2 separate regions of the Homo sapiens genome follow, and region 2 is linked to region 1. A link is a loop called in an ENCODE intact Hi-C map of the cell type or tissue named here. Cell type or tissue: dorsolateral prefrontal cortex. All regions are shown on one strand.

The links. Peaks named below come from ENCODE experiments on the same cell type or tissue, not always from the same donor. Only the 100,000 strongest peaks of a DNase experiment are listed, where the experiment ranks them.
Region 2: it touches region 1 in a loop (1.9-fold over the local background); 2 of 110 quality-filtered maps call a loop at or near these places.

The regions. Positions count from the first base shown.
Region 1 is chr7:570,326-578,325 of GRCh38, reverse strand. The region is part of intron 9 of PRKAR1B (protein kinase cAMP-dependent type I regulatory subunit beta); the gene reads left to right. Among named protein-coding and RNA genes, the nearest start is that of PRKAR1B-AS2, 12 kb to the right of the region's middle. RefSeq lists enhancers at 4,672-5,441, 5,442-6,210. In dorsolateral prefrontal cortex, no CTCF peak of the experiment used is centred here; a DNase peak (open chromatin) is centred at 3,069; H3K4me3 peaks cover 760 bases; H3K27ac peaks cover 1,006 bases.
Region 2 is chr7:745,750-753,749 of GRCh38, reverse strand. The region is part of intron 4 of DNAAF5 (dynein axonemal assembly factor 5); the gene reads right to left. Among named protein-coding and RNA genes, the nearest start is that of PRKAR1B, 22 kb to the right of the region's middle. RefSeq lists an enhancer at 726-1,925. In dorsolateral prefrontal cortex, no CTCF peak of the experiment used is centred here; DNase peaks (open chromatin) are centred at 4,304 and 4,459; H3K27ac peaks cover 742 bases.

The sequences.
Region 1 (8,000 bases):
CTGGGGCCGCAGTCCGTGGTGGCCGCACGCAGACTGTTGGGTGGGCCGAGCAGCTGTCCTGAGGACACGGCAGGAATTCGCGTGTGAACTCCCATTCCGGGTGCCGGCGAGGGACTCCGTGCCTGAGAGTTAGCAGGTGGGACTCGACTCCAGAGGTGGGGCTGGGACACTGGACCTAATTGAGGACTGGCTAAAACAGGGCCAGGGTGCAAGCCACTCTCCGTAAGCCACGCCCACCCGTGCACCATTGTCAGTTTACCGTTGCCATGACAACACCCGGGCGCTCCCGCCCCTTTCCATGGCAATGTGGTCTGATGACCCGGAAAATTACCACCCTTAACCAGAGAGCTGTGTATAACCCACCCCTTAATGTGCACATAATTTAAAGTGGGTATAAATGGGACTGCAAAAGCGCCCTGAGCTGCTACCCTCAGCGCACTGCCTAGCGGGAGCGGCTCCGAGCTGTAACACCAAACACTGCCACCTCAGTAAAGCTGTTCATTCCACCTCCTGCTGGCCCTTGAATCCTGTCCTGGGCAAAGTCAAGAACCCTCGTGGGCTAAGCCCCACTTTGGGGCCCACATGCATCACCTGTGCCCCATGGTTGTTTGAACTGTGGCCTGCCCGGCGATCTGAAGCCCCCTCCCTTCGGATTCATGCTGCAGGAACTGGGCCGGAACCCCAGGGCCGGCAGTGCGTCCGTCGTCCGGAGGCTCTGCCTGGGGCCTCCCTGAGAGGAACCCCCTCCCCAGGTGGCCCCGGGCAGGAATGAGTGACCTGTCCAGGCTGTGTGGTGACCTGCCCGGCTCTGCAGAGCTACACGTATGCTCCCGTGTGTCTGACATGTTCCCCATGTCTCCGGCCCTCAAGGGTGAGCAGGATCTCACGCTTGCATGCTCCCTAAGCACACGCCCCAACTCTGTACCTGTCATCGGGAAATGCGTGCGTCAGGGTGGCGGAGTTTAAGGTCCCGTCCTCGCCGAAACACCCGCAGCTGTGGGCAGTGACGAGGATCATTTTGGGTCCAGAAGGAGGGCACCTCTCTGCCCTGGGGGCTGCTGGAAAGAAACAGGAGGTCAGCAAAGAGCTCAAGTCCCAGTGGATGTTTGGCAACTTCGGCAAATTCGGGAGCCAGTGTCTTGGTTCGAAACAACAGAAGCCCAGCAATGCGGCTGGGGCCGCTGATGGAGTTGGACGGGGCCGCTGATGGCGTTGGACGAGGCCGTTGATGGAGTTGGATGAGGCCGCTGATGGCATTGGGTGAGGTGACTGATGGAGTTGGACGGGGCCGCTGATGGCGTTGGGTGAGGCGACTGATGGAGTTGGATGAGGCCGCTGATGGCGTTGGACGAGGCCGCTGATGGCGTTGGAAGATGCTCACCACCGCTGGAACACAGGCCGAAAAGCAGGAGGCTGGAGTAAGAGCCTGCGGGAAGGAAGTGTGTGTTTCGCTGGAGACCCAGGCTCGGGCCCCTGCACCTGCAAATCCTCACTACCCTTCCCTGAGGGGCACATTCAGGGCCTCTCCCGCCCCTCATTCCCGGTGCTTCCCACTGCGGCTCTACCATAAGGAAAGATCTGGAAGGCTGGGGTAGAGCAGGAGAAACAGCAGAGGCCAGAGGGCACCAGGCCGGCTGGGGCATCCGAGATGCCGGGAGATTTCTGCTGACCTGGAAGAAGCACCAAGGCAGGTCTCGACAGGGCAGCCAGCTTCACGGAGCTCCACACGGTGGATTTGGGGTTCCCGGACCTGAGTCACTTCCGTCTCCACGTCCCAGAATGCTCATTGTGTGAATGAATTAATGAATGCATGAAGGAATGATGCTTGTCTCCAACCTAAAAGTACAGCAGGCTGCACGGACATTCACGAAGGGGGTCCTTGCGGGGGAGCCGTTATCAGGCAGTATTTCCGGTCGGTAGAGTAGAGGACTCGTTCAACAGTGATGCTTCTTTAAAAGGAGAGAAGGAGGAGGGAAAGGATGAAACCACAGGCAGCCCAAGTGATTATTCTGGCCAGCGTTGAAGGAGGCTCTGGCGGGCCCCGAGAGGGGAGTGACCCCAGCCGTGATTCCAGCGTGCACACCCGCCCGTGTGCAGAGGAGAGGATGCCAGCGTGCACGCCTGCCCATGTGCAGAGGAGAGGATGCCAGCGTGCACGCCCGCCCGTCTGCAGAGGAGAGGATGCCAGCGTGCACGCCCGCCCGTGTGCAGAGGAGACTATGCCAGCGTGCACGCCCACCTGTGTGCAGAGGAGAGGATGCCTGTGTGCACATTTGCCCGTGTGCAGAGGAGAGGATGCCAGCATGCACACCCACCCATGTGCAGAGCAGAGGATGCCAGCGTGCACATTTGCCCATGAGCAGAGGAGAGGATGCCAGCGTCATGTTCGCCCGTGAGCAGAGGAGAGGATTGCAAACCGACAGCTGAAATCTGGTGTATTAAAGGCGGCTGTTGGGCACGGTGGCTCATGCTGTAATCCCAGCACTTTGGGAGGCCAAGGTAGGAAGAGGATCACTCGAGCCCAGGCATTCAAGACCAGCCTGGGCAACATAGTGAGACCCCATCTCTACTAAAAATTTAAAAATTATCAGCACCATAAGACAGGTGAAAAAATTAGCTGGGTGTGGTGGTGCACGCCTGTAGTCCCAGCTACTTGGGAGGCGGAGGCGGGAGGATCGCTTGAGCTCAGGAGTTCAAGGCTACAGTGAGCTATGATTGCGCCATTGCACTCCAGCCTGGGCAACAGAGAGAGACCCTGTCTCAAAACCAAAACCAAAACCAAAAACAAAAAAAGATGGCTTCAAATTCTTGGCTGTCTTTCCTGTGGAAAAGGGGAGTCTAACCCCCTCCCCTTGATGCTGGGCTGGCTTAGGTACACACTTGACAGACAGAATGCAGTGGAATGATGTCGTAGGTTACCCAAGACTGGGTGCTCCAAAGCCTTACAGCTTCCACCACAGCCTCTGGGAGCCCTGCTCCCGGGATGCTCTTCTTGGGGCCCAGCAGCTGTGCTCTGAGACGCATACCCAGCCAGCGCAGCCCCAGCCTCAGCCAGCACAGCCGTGAATGCCCAGTGTCAACAGCTGCCATATGACTGTGCCATCTTGGACGTCCCGCCAGCTGGGTCTTCCGATGAGGTCACCCCTGCCTCCATCTGGATGCAACCCCAGGGGAGACCCCGAGTGAGAACCGCCCGGCTGAGCCCCTCCAACCCCCGAACTGTGAAGGGTAACAACAAATTGTGGTTTAAGTCGCTGACTTCAGGAATGGCTTCTCAGTTATCACCAGTTCTCGCTACTGAAATTAGTACGTCAGTAGAGCCCTTCCTTGCCTAGACAACAGAGCAATGGCGGTGGCTCTCCCGGCCGCTCCACCGCCAGCAGGACGACTGCGGTGACAGGTGGAAAGGCAGATATCTTTAGTTGCTCTAGGTTTTACAACCATTGACAAGAAACTGGTGCTTACAGGCTCAATCTGGCCCAGAGACAAATTTGTGTTGGCCTGTGCAGTGTTTTTTTAAACATTTGGATTACTTGTTGATATTTTATAGTCAGGAGATTTCACATAAAAATCTGGGTCGCTGGCCAGGCGTGGTGGCTCACGCCTATAATCCCAGCACTTTGGGAGGCTGAGGCAGATGGATCACTTGAGGTCAGGACTTCAAGATCAGCCTGGCCAACATGGTGAAACCCCATCTCTACTAAAAATACAAAAATTAGCCGGGTGTGGTAGCAGGTGCCTGTAATCCCGGCTACTGGGAGGCTGAGGCATAAGAATCACTTGAACCCAGGAGGCAGAGATTGCAGTGAGCTGAGATCACGCCATTGTACTCCAGCCTGGGCCACAGAGCAAGAGCCTGTCTCAAAAAAAAAAAAAAATCTGGATCTGTTAATTCTCTTTAAAAATCTGACATCCGGCCACACTGGACCTGCAGCCCTGTCTGGCCCTACCCAGCTGGAGCTGAGAGGCAGATGCCCCTTCTGGTGTGAAAGGCTTCCCAGCTTTCTCAGCCCCTGCCCTGCCCTGCTCTCGGCTTCTCAGCCGTCTCTGCAGGCACTCGGGGGCTTCTGAGTTGGCAGCCTCGGCTTTAATGGTCTTGAAACTGAGAGAATGGGTAGCTGTGGCTGATTCAGACAATCACCCATTATTCACTGCAGAGCAAGGCCCCTCCCAGCTGAGCCCAAGGACCCGTGTAGGAAAATCATGAAAATGTGTGTGGGGGGCGTGGATCGTGGGTGCGTCTTCACAGAGAGCAGATCAAGGCCGCACGCGCGGTGTTCTCACCCCTGAACAGAGGAGATGGCATCACCGAGTCGCGCGGCGTGTTCTGAGTGTTGAGTATGTGCCGGGCGTCCTGGGAGCCCCCCACGCACACCGCGTGTGACCCAACCGCACCCCGGCGGGGGGATTCTGCCAGCCACGCCCTCCACATCCACGCCGGGGTCATCGGCTGAGGACAGGTGTGGGGACCGGCGAGGGGCAGACGCTGCCTCCCGCAGCTGGGAGGCTCTGCCAGCTGTGCCTCCACCATGGGTGTGCCCGACTCCGCGATCCCAGTCTTGCGAGCACAACTTCCAGTGTTTTCCGCTTTCTGACCCTCTGTCCACTCCCTGGTTGACGACTCGGATTTTACCTTCTTGGGTGTTTTGCGGGCTGTGGGAGCCAGGCCCCGCAGTGGCACATCTGCTGAAGGCCGTTACGGCTGATTTTCGTGATCTTGGGGGGCTCACCCGGCTCTCCGGCAGTGTGGTTTTGTGTTGGGAACAGCTGCTTCCCGGAGGTTCTACAGGCTCTCTGCAGAGTCCCCAGGAGGGGTGCTGGGGTCAGATGCTGGCTGCCCCTCCGCAGGAGCCCCCACGCGCTCCTGCACAGGCTTCCCGGAAAGGCTCTGAGGAGGGGCATGTGGGGAGGGGCCTGCTGGTGTCTGTGGGGAGAGCAGAGCGCTGCGCAGGGTGCCCTGACCACTGACAGAGTGTGTGGGGGTCGGGAGGGGAGGTGAGGGGGGCTGTGCAGATTCACATAAAACAGCGCCTTGCACGTCCTCCGGGACGAAACTCAACCCGAGGGAAGGTATCGCTTTCATAGCGCTGTAAAATGTATTTGAAAGGGTCTCCTTGGCAACCTGGATCTTTTTCACTTTTCCTCTGTGATCAGCCAAATTTGGTAAGTCAGTGTGACCCCGGGGTGCAGGGATCAGAGGCTCGGAACCGACGCGCTTCGCAGCTTATTGCGGTTTCCAGCTGTGGACCGCACGTCCAGGGCGGCCACCGACAGCATCAGACAGGTGCGGCGGGGCCCGGCCGGTGGGGCGGCTTCTCGGCAGGCGCTGGAGGCTCAGTGGCTGCCCTCGTGGCCGCCGTTTGTTTTTCTTGAAGCAGCGCGTGGAGGAGATGCCGGTCCCTCGCTCTCCCTGGGGCCGGCGTCCTGCCCTGTCTGCTCACTGTCATTCTTCCTCCAGCAGTTTCTAAAGCACATTGTTTTGTAAATCACGGCCTTGGTGGGTCGCAGATGCCCTGTGCATGAGGCCTCATCCCTGTAGGGCCACGGAGCTCCCGCCTCACCTTTCTCTCCTCCCGCCTACCCTCCACCTGGGGCCTCCTGCTCCCCTCGGCTCTCCAGGGTGGACGCCAGTGAGGGCTGGCCCAGTCTGCAATGGCAGCCTGCTGTGCCTTGCTCCCACTCCGCCCGAAGATGTGATTGTTTTGGGAGCTGATTTCCCTCAGGTGTGGGGACCCCAGCCCCGCACAGGTGTGGAAAACAGCCCCTGCTCACACCTGTGAGGCATGAATACCTGCAGGCCTCGGGGGCAACTCCACTGCAGAGCTGAGCTGGGCGCCATGGAGGCAGCTGGGAAGGCAGGGCCAGGCTGCAGGAACCCCAACTCCCGAGACCCCCGCGGGTCTCTCTGCAGGAGCAGGCCCCTCCTGGGTGGAGGCTGCTTTTCCTTGTCCCCAACCCCACGGGGTCACGCCCGCTGTCTCTGAAGCTGTGGGGAGCTGCCAGCCCCTCAGACACCCGATCCCCACAGCTGTTGGAAAATATTCTCAGCAGACTGGAGCGGTCACTCCTCCGCAGGCCTGTGGGTTGTGAACCTTGGGAGCTGCAGACATGGAGATGGAGAGCTATGGTACCCACCGCACCCTGTGCGTCAGCGGGAGCCCTGAGCCCCAGGGCCTGGGCGTCCTGCGTCCTTGTGAGGCCTGCACCTGCCGTCAGCCTCGGGGTGAGGGGAGCTGGATATTTCTAGGGGCTCTTACCAAAGGTTGGGGGGCAGCCCCAGGCCCCAGGAGCTCTAAATGGGGACAGAGTCCTCGGTCCTGTGGCAATGGGAGCAGAAGTGTCATCTCTGTGCCCTGCCTCCGGCGGACACCCGGCTCGCTCCCCAGTGAGAGTGGCGTCCAGGGCCTAGCGGAGAGGCGGCAGTGTGTGCCAGGGCTGTGCGGGCTCCCGGAGGCGGGGACGGTCCAGCTGTTCCGTCACCTCACCGCGGACGGGAAAGTGGAGCGGCATTCGGCCGGGGCTGGGTGGGGCGGTGCCCGCCCGGGCACCATCTCAGGTTCCCTGCGCACATTCCTCCATCTGGGGCCGCACGCCTGCTTTTCCAGGCCCCTGGAGTTCCCCTCCCGGAGACCTCCCCACAGCCTGGGGGCAGCTGGACCCCGGGAGCCGGTTCCCCGTAAAAATCCCGAGACCGAAATTCCCCAGCTTCCTCCTATACGGGGCGGCAGCGGCCTGGGAGGTGTTGCTATGGGAATGCTAGAGTGGATTTATCTCCTCTCTTAGCAAATTAATTTTATGAATGTCCACAACGTTGAAACAACTGCAAAACAACACGTTGCAAAGCTGCCCTTGGGCCTGGGAACTTTTCCTGGCTCATCAGAGCCCCGCGCCTCCTCCCCGCCGACGCCTGAACCAGGGGACGGCCCATTGTTCAAAATCCACGGGTCGCTGCTGGATGCTTTTAGGAAAGGGACCCCTGCAAAACAGCACCCCTGGAGGACCCCGTGCACACCCCGTCATCGGGTGGGGTCAGCTGGGACCCAGCCTGTACCGCGAGGCTCCTGGCTGGGGTCTCGGACAGACCCGGCCTGCGCTGCGAGGCTCCTGGCTGGGGTCTTGGACAGTGCCGGTGCCACATTTTGAAGCGTTGCTGCTTACTCGTGGTGCTGCTTACTTGTGGTGGCCCTTTCAGTTCCTACTTGTCGCTCTTTTGGGGCCGCCTTCTGGAGGAGGCTCTGCTGGAGTGCCGGAGCCACAGGGGCCTAAGCCATACATGTTTCCCAGGCATCAGCTCCGGTCCCGGGGCTGGAGAGATGCCGTGGGCCGCAGACACGCCCTGTCCTCTCTCCGGCTGGCGTTCTAGGGGCGTGAGATGCTTTGGAAGGACATGAGGGCTTGGAAGAGACGTGAAGCAGGACCCGACACAGAGAGTGCTGGGAGTGGTGTCGCTTGGGCTGCAGGGAGGGTGGTGGGGGCCGTGGGGCAGGGGCCTGGATACCGGGAGGGAGGGGGCTGCAGGCAGCGGTCCAAGGTGGGAGAGCGGGCAGGGTGAGTCTGGGGGGCTCCGGTTGCAGAGCTCTGCTGACCGGGGTTGGAACGCCAGCGTTACTCTGGGTGTGACGGCCGCAATGGCCGGAGTTGGGGGCTGATTTGCAGAGGAGGGAGATAGTCCAGCTGCTTTGCCGAGGGCCGTGCCACGTGGCGAATAAACCAGACAGGAGCAGGCCGGCCACAGCACAGGGCAGTCACCCTGAGGGGACGGCGGGGGATGAGGGAGGGCTCGGGGACTGCTGGGCAGGCAGTGGGGGGACGGGTATTGAAGTAGGAGTAGGAGTCTGCCAGATGGAGGGCATCCTGACAGCCTCGGGGACACAGGAGCGCGGGAGGGTGGGGCGAGGCTACGCAAGAGCGGAGCTGCAAACCCTGGGCAGGGAAGGCTCCCAGGCCCCCCGAGCTCCTTGACGGGGGGTATGAAAGTCGCTTTATAACATTCTGCCTGG
Region 2 (8,000 bases), 180 kb before region 1:
TCAGAGAGACACGCCTGCGAAGCCGTCCCCATATGAGAGAGACACGCCTGCGAAGCCGTCCCCATATGATCAGAGAGACAAGCCTGCGAAGCCATCGCCATATGATGACAGAGATACGCCTGTGAAGCCGTCCCCATATGATGAGAGACACGTCTGTGAAGCCGTCCCCATATGATCAGAGAGACATGCCTTCGAAGCCATCGCCATATGAGAGACACGGCTGCGAAGCCATCGGCATGGTGGGGGTGACAGCTGCGTCCTTCGCCCGGCTTCCTCTGCTCCTCTGCACTGCAGCCCCCAAGGCACCCCGGCACCCCTGGATCTGTCCCGTGACTGAGCTGCACTTTCTAGAGCCTGACACAAGTGGAAGCCTCTCGTTCACTCTCCTCCCTTCTCCGCTTCTTTCACTCTGCATCGTTTTCTGAGGCCCGCCTGTGCCCGCTCCTTTCTGAACCTGGGAAGTGGCCTGTTCTGGGGAGATGCCAGTTTAGTGCCCGCTCCTCTGTGGAGAAGCATTCAAATGGTGTCCAGGGCAAGTCTGTGTGGCCTGGGCTTTCACTGTGCCGGGACAAATACCAGCTGTGGAAGGGCTGGGCCACAGGGAAGGTGCACGTTTAACTGTTTTAGAAACTGTCCAACCATTTTCCAAAGTGTTTGAGCCAGTCCGCGCTCCTTCCCACTCTCAGCGGCACGCGGTACGCTCAGTCTTGAATTGAAAGCAGTCCGAGAGGCACAGTGGCATTTCCGTGTGCTTTTCCTTTGCATTCCCCGATGACTAACGACGCCGAGCGTCTTCTTCACAGGCTTGTTTGCCGCCTATCTTCCCTGGTAAAGGGTCTTTCCAAATTGTTTTCTGCCCATTTAAAAAAATGGATTGTTTTCCTGCTGAGTTTCAAGAGCTCTTCCTATACTCTGGAGATAAATCCTTACATACATCATCTCCAAACATCTCAGTCTTTGGTTTGTCTTTTCGTTTTTTCAACAGGCCTTTGAAAAAGCAGAAGTGTTCATTTTGATGAAGTCCACACATTGCTTTACCCTGTTACAGAGCGGTCTTTTGAGGACGCACCCAGGGAAGCGTGGCCCGGCCCACGGTCACGAAGCCTTCGTCCTAGCTCTGCGGTCTTTTGAGGATGCACCCAGGGAAGCGTGGCCTGGCCCGCGGTCACGAAGGCTTCGTCGTCACTCTGCAGTCTTTTGAGGATGCACCCAGGGAAGCGTGGCCCGGCCCGCGGTGACAAAGGCTTCGTCATCACTCTGTGGTCTTTTGAGGACGTATCCCGCGAAGTGTGGCCCGGCCCGTGGTCACGAAGGCTTCGTCGTCACTCTGCAGTCTTTTGAGGATGCACCCAGGGAAGCGTGGCCCGGCCCGCGGTGACAAAGGCTTCGTCATCACTCTGCGGTCTTTTGAGGACGTATCCCACGAAGTGTGGCCCGGCCCACTGTCACAAAGGCTTCGCCCTAGCTCTGCGGTTCTGGGCTTTACCTTCAGATCCCTGACGCATCTGGGGTTAATTTTTTGACTCCAAGTTCACTTTCTGGTGTATGAGTGATCCTATCATTTACAGTATCCTTATTAAAAGATGCCATTAAATGGTCTTTGAGCCTTCATCAAGTCAGTGGTCCGCGTGCGGGCGCCTGTTTCTGGACGCTCTCGTTCTGCTCATCGGTCTGAAAGCCAACACCACGTGGCCCCATGACTGTGGTTTTGTGAGTCTTGCACCCAGGACCTGCTGCCATTCAGCTTCACTCCTCCCCAGTGTTTCGGCAGCTGTGGGTCCTTTGCACGCCCACGAGAATTTCACAATCAGTTTGTCGATTTCTACAGAAAAGCCTTCAGGGACTTTGATGAAAAGATTCTGATCTTCAAAATTCAGGCCGGGCACGGTGGCTCATGCCTGTAATCCCAGCACTTTGCGAGGCCAAGGCAGGCGGGTCACCTGAGGTCAGGAGTTCAAGACCACCCTGACTAACATGGTGAAACCCCGTCTCTACTAAAAATAGAAAAAATAAGCCGGTCGTGCTGGCGAGCGCCTGTAATCCCAGCTACTCAGAGGCTGAGGCAGCAGAATCACTTGAACCCAGGAGGTGGGGGTTGCAGTGAGCCAAGATTACACCACTGCACTCCAGCCTGGGCGACAGAGTGAGACTCCATCTCAAAAAAAAAAAAAAAAAAAAATTCAGAACAACTGTAAAGATAGAAATGAAACCATGATATGTCAGGATTTAAAGGGTCTTTTTCTATTTTTAGAGAAAGGGTCTCACTCTGTCACCCAGGCTGGAGTGCAGTGGTACGATCACAGCTCACTGCAGCACTGACCTTCTGGGCTTAAGTAACCCTCCTGCCTCGGCCTCTCAAAGTGCTAAGATTACAGGTGTGAGCCACTGCATCCAGGCTAAAGGGTATGTTTTAATAAGAACAGCTTGTACCAGGACACCCCATTTTTAACCTTTTTCTGGTTATTTTTCTGTTTTTATCCTGTATTATGGAATTAGTTCCAAATAATTAAAATTCTGCTGGCTGTTTAAATGATCCTGTCATCATTTTGTAAAAAACAAAAAAGCCAGGGTGCAAACACACCTCTCTTCGTTTTTTTTTGAAATGCAGTCTCGCTCTGTCATCCAGGCTGGAGTGCAATGGTGCGATCTCAGCTCACTGCAACCTTCACCTCCTGAGTTCAGGCAATTCTCCATTCTCATGTCTCAGCCTCCTGAGTAGCTGGTACTACAGGTGCATGCCACCACACCTGGCTAAGTTTTGTATTTTTAGTAGAGATGGGGTTTCACCATGTTGGCCAGCCTGGTCTTGAACTCTTGACCTCAGTATTACAGGCATGCGCCACCACGCCCAGCTGCACCTTTCTTCCTGATGACGATCCGCTCTGGAAAGTTTGCAAAATGAGAGATGCGTGACCAGGAACAGCCGGGGAGGGGTCTGCTGACAGCTGAACAGAGCTTTGTGGGCACCTGGGCTTCTGGGTGTTTCCAAAGAAATACTGGCCGGTGCTGGGCAGGGGTACGCAAGGCCTGGACACAGGCTGGGACTGGTTTAAGGCCTGTTAGGAACTGGGCCCCACAGCAGGAGGTGAGCAGATGGTGAAGGAGTGTGACCGCCTGAGCTCCACCTCCTGTCAGATCAGTGGCGGCATGAGATTCTCAGGGGAGGGCAAACCCTCCTGTGAACTGTGCGTGTGAGGGACCTGGGTTACGTGCTCCTTATGAGAATTGAATGCCTCATGATCTGAGGTAGAACAATTTCAACCTGAAACCACCCTGCTCCCTGCCCCACCCATGGAAAAATTGTCTTCCACAAAACCAGTCCCTGGTGCCAAAATGGCAGGGGACCGCTGGTACAGTCAAGCGTTGCTGAACGGTGGGGGGTGCGTTCTGGGAAACACGTCATTGGGTGATTTCGTTGCCGTGTGAACGTACTACAGTGACGTACACAAGCCTAGATGGCGCAGCCTCCTACGTGCCTGGCTGTGCGATGCCTGGGCTGTGCGATATAGCCTGTGAGGCTCCTAGGCCACGAACCTGTGCAGCAGGTGACTGCACTCAACACGCAGAAACTGTAGCACAGACAGTGAGTGAGTGTTTCCAAACACAGAAAAAGGAGAAACACAATGTTACTATCAGAGGGGACCACCCTCCTCCACGTGGTCCTTATGGACTCAAACGCTGTTACTCAGCACATGCTTCTGAACATGGTTCTGAAGCCTGTTTTTCTATACTTAATATTATAGCAGACATAGGCTGGGCACCGTGGCTCACACCTGTAATCCTAGCACTTTGGGAGGCCAAGGCGGGTGGATCACCTGAGGCCAGGAGTTGGAGACCAGCCTGACTGATATGGTGAAACCCTGTCTCTACTAAAAACACAAAAATTATCCAGGTGCGGTGGTGCGCGTCTGTAATCACAGCTACTCGGGAGGCTGAGGCAGGACAGTAGTTGCCTGAATCTGGGAGGCGGAGGTTGCAGTGAGCTGGGATCGCACCACTGCACTCCAGCCTGGGTGACAGAGCAAGTCTGCCTCAAAAAAAGAAAAAGAAGTTCCTTCTTCTGTAACACCCCCGGCTAACTCAGAGTGGGCCAATGCTCGTGGGACCTTGCTGGCTTCAAACAATGTTAACCAGCTTTTCCAGCCCATTTGCACAACGTAACGTTTCTGACAATTTCCATTCAAGCTTCCATCTTTCCAAACACATGGATGAAACACACAAGCAAAGCAGAATGGGTGCGAGCTCCAAGGCAGAACAGGAGAATGAAGGGGGAAGGCTGTCACGTGGCAGCGTTCATCCACAGGGAACCCTGCTCACTTCTAAGTCAGGCTTTAAGAAGAGCCAACTCTGTCCTCCTGTGTGAAAAGCTCTGGCCGGCCACTCACCAGCATCGAGACGCTTTCCTTTACGCTCAGGCATTGCCAAGGAAAACAATCTTAACAGAGGGATAATCTCAAAGCAGAAAGGACTCTGGAGCCGCTGTCACCAAGCCATCTGCTGCTGGCGGCTGGCAGTGTGATTGTCAGATACACACCAGGCGTGAACGTGTGCTTCCGTGTGAGAAGGGCACTCTGTTCAGGGAAATGACCGACTTGAGGACGGTAAGTGGTGCCCTCCCAACCCTCCCAGCACGAAGCTTGGTTTTTAAGGCGGAGGTTTCAGTGCTGTTAATGGAAACTTACGCTGTGTCTGCAAAGCTAACAACAAATTATATGGTACGAATTATATTTCCACATGGTGTGTACCTTATTTTCTTAGGAAACAGGAAAACTGGACTCTGATGAAACTTCAGATCCAGGCCCATGTGAATTCCTTATTGATAGGTCATTACCTCTGAGCACCGTCTGCATTAGCAGTGGTCTGAAAATATTACCGAACTTTGCCTGTTCACGCACTCGGCAACCCAACCACACGGTTGGACTGTCCGTTCTTGCTGGTAAGACAGGACACGCAGCCACTCATCAGCTCGCTGGGTGCTCACAGAGCCACTAAGCCTGGCTCACCGCCTCTGGGTGCAGAGGATGGCAGCAGACAGACTGGCCCCTGGAGCGAGCGGTGAGGTGAGCACAGGGCCCGAGTCCACCGAGGAGAAGGAGCACCTCCACTGTGGTAGGGGGCAGGAGGAAACAGAGCAGGGGGGATGGGGGCGGCAGCTGCCGGAGCTCTGAGGAGAGGAGCGGGAGCTGGAGCTGAGGCCTGGCTGTGGAGCCTAAAACAGTCTGATGAGGGACCTGCATCCAGAGCACGGAAGGGGTCCTCAAACTCCGCACTCAGAAACACAGAACTCGATTTAATGGATGGCAGTTCTGAATGGCCACCAAAGACGACGTACGGGTGCACAGAAGCACACCACAGCACAGGAAAAGGCCCCAATGTCCTCTCATTAGGGAATCGCAAAGTAAAACACCATGGGCCACCACTGCACACTAGCCGGACACGCTGAAACCAGCAAACCCCACCAACACCGTGGGCCACCACTGCACACCAGCCGGACACGCTCAAACCAGCAAACCCCACCAACACCGTGGGCCACCACTGCACACCAACTGGACACACTGAAACCAGCAAACCCCACCAACCCTGTGTGACAACACTGCACACCAGCCGGACACGCTGAAACCAGCAAACCCCACCAACACCGTGGGCCACCACTGCACACCAGCCGGACACGCTCAAACCAGCAAACCCCACCAACACCGTGGGCCACCACTGCACACCAACTGGACACACTGAAACCAGCAAACCCCACCAACCCTGTGTGACAACACTGCACACCAGCCGGACACGCTGAAACCAGCAAACCCCACCAACACCGTGGGCCACCACTGCACACCAGCCGGACACGCTCAAACCAGCAAACCCCACCAACACCGTGGGCCACCACTGCACACCAACTGGACACACTGAAACCAGCAAACCCCACCAACCCTGTGTGACAACACTGCACACCAGCCGGACACGCTGAAACCAGCAAACCCCACCAACACCGTGGGCCACCACTGCACACCAGCCGGACATGCTGAAACCAGCAAACCCCACCAACACCGTGGGCCACCACTGCACACCAGCCGGACACACTGAAACCAGCAAACCCCACCAACACTGTGGGCCACCACTGCACACCAACTGGACACACTAAAAACAGCAAACCCCACCAACCCTGTGTGACAACACTGCACACCAGCTGGATACACTAAAAACAGCAAACCCCACCAACCCTGTGTGACAACACTGCACACCAGCCAGACACGGTAAAAACAGCAAACCCCACCAACACCGTGGGCCACCACTGCACACCAGCCGGACACGCTGAAAATAGCAAACCCCACCAACACCCTGTGCCACCATTGCACACCAGCTGGACACACTAAAAACAGCAAACCCCAATACCGTGTGTCAACACTGGACACCAACACCGTGTGCCAACACTGCACACCAACCGACACACTAAAAACAGCAAACTCCACCCCACACGCTGGCCTGACTGCAGCACCTGGAAATCTCATCCAGTGCCCGTGGGGATGCGACATGGCGCGAAGGGTGTGGAAAACAGTGTGTGGTGAGTTTCTAACAAAGTAAGGACTGTACCTATGGCCCAGCAACCCCACGCCTGAGTGTTTATCCAATAAAACACTCTCACAAAAACCAGTCTGCAAGTGTTTACATCAGCTTTACCTGTGATGGCCAAAAACTAGAAAGGACCCGAATATGCCCCTGCTGGTGACCAGATGGTCCATCCACGGGAGGGAACGTGACTCACGCGAAGAAGGAAAGTGCTGCAGACACAGGTGCCATGCATGAGCCTCCGACACAGAGAGGAAAGAGCAGACGCCAGCGGCCACGCTCCCACAACCTCATGCAAGTGACATCCTGGAAGGGACACACAGGACGCAGCCCACAGCAGCAGTGCCAGGGCCCATGAGCAGTTCTGGGCGGTGGAGATGCCCACATGCAGGGGACAGAGGCGGTGCTGCTCAAAACTCACAGAGCTGCAGCCCTGAAGGGTGAATGCAGCGTGGTCCCGGGGGAAGGGCTATCACAGACCCTGGGCAGGGTGGGCAGGGGGTGGCAGGATGGTAAGGACGTCACAGACCCTGGGCAAGGTGGGTGGGGGGTGGCAGGACCGTAAGGAGGGCGTCACAGTCCCTAGGCACGACGGGCGGGGAAAAGGGACGACACAGAGCCTGGGCACGGCGGGCGGGGGAAAGGGATGACACAGACGCTGGACAGGGCAGGACGGTAAGGAGGGCGTCACAAACCCTGGGCATGTTGGGTGGGGGGCAGCAGGACGGTAAGGAGGGCGTCACAGGCCCTGGGCATGTTGGGTGGGGGGCAGCAGGACGGTAAGGAGGGCGTCACAGGCCCTGGGCATGTTGGGTGGGGGGCAGCAGGACGGTAAGGAGGGCGTCACAGGCCCTGGGCATGACGGGCGGGGGAAAGTGAGGACACAGAGCCTGGGCCCAGCGGGCAGGGGGGGGCAAGACAGTAAGGAGAGCGTCACAGACCCTGGGCACGGCAGGCGGGGGGTGGCAGGACGGCAGGGAGGGTGTGTGCTTGGCAATACAGGGCCAGTGCAAACTTCTGAGGAAGAGACTCAAAAAATCTTCTGATCTGACATTTAAAATACTGTAGAAAAAAATCTGAGAAATCGTATTTAAAATTCAAATCTACAGACTGGAGAAAAGTAATTTGAGGAGAAAATGCCAAAAATCTAACACAACGTAGTGCTTATGCGACTGACTGACTGTCATTCAATTCTAAATTTACTCTGCTCCACTTGAAACAAAAGTTCTGTGCCTAACGACACTCTCTACGCCTCGGCACGGATAACTAACTGTGTTTTTGTAATTATCAGTCAGGAACATTCCCAAGTCCTTGAACCAATTCTAAATCAGGCAGCCTCCAAAGAGCCTGTGTTTCCACCACAGGGAGGAAGCCCCTTCCGGGAACCTACTAGCAGGGCCAGACAGTTGGCGGGGTAGGGCAGGATGTGTATGTAC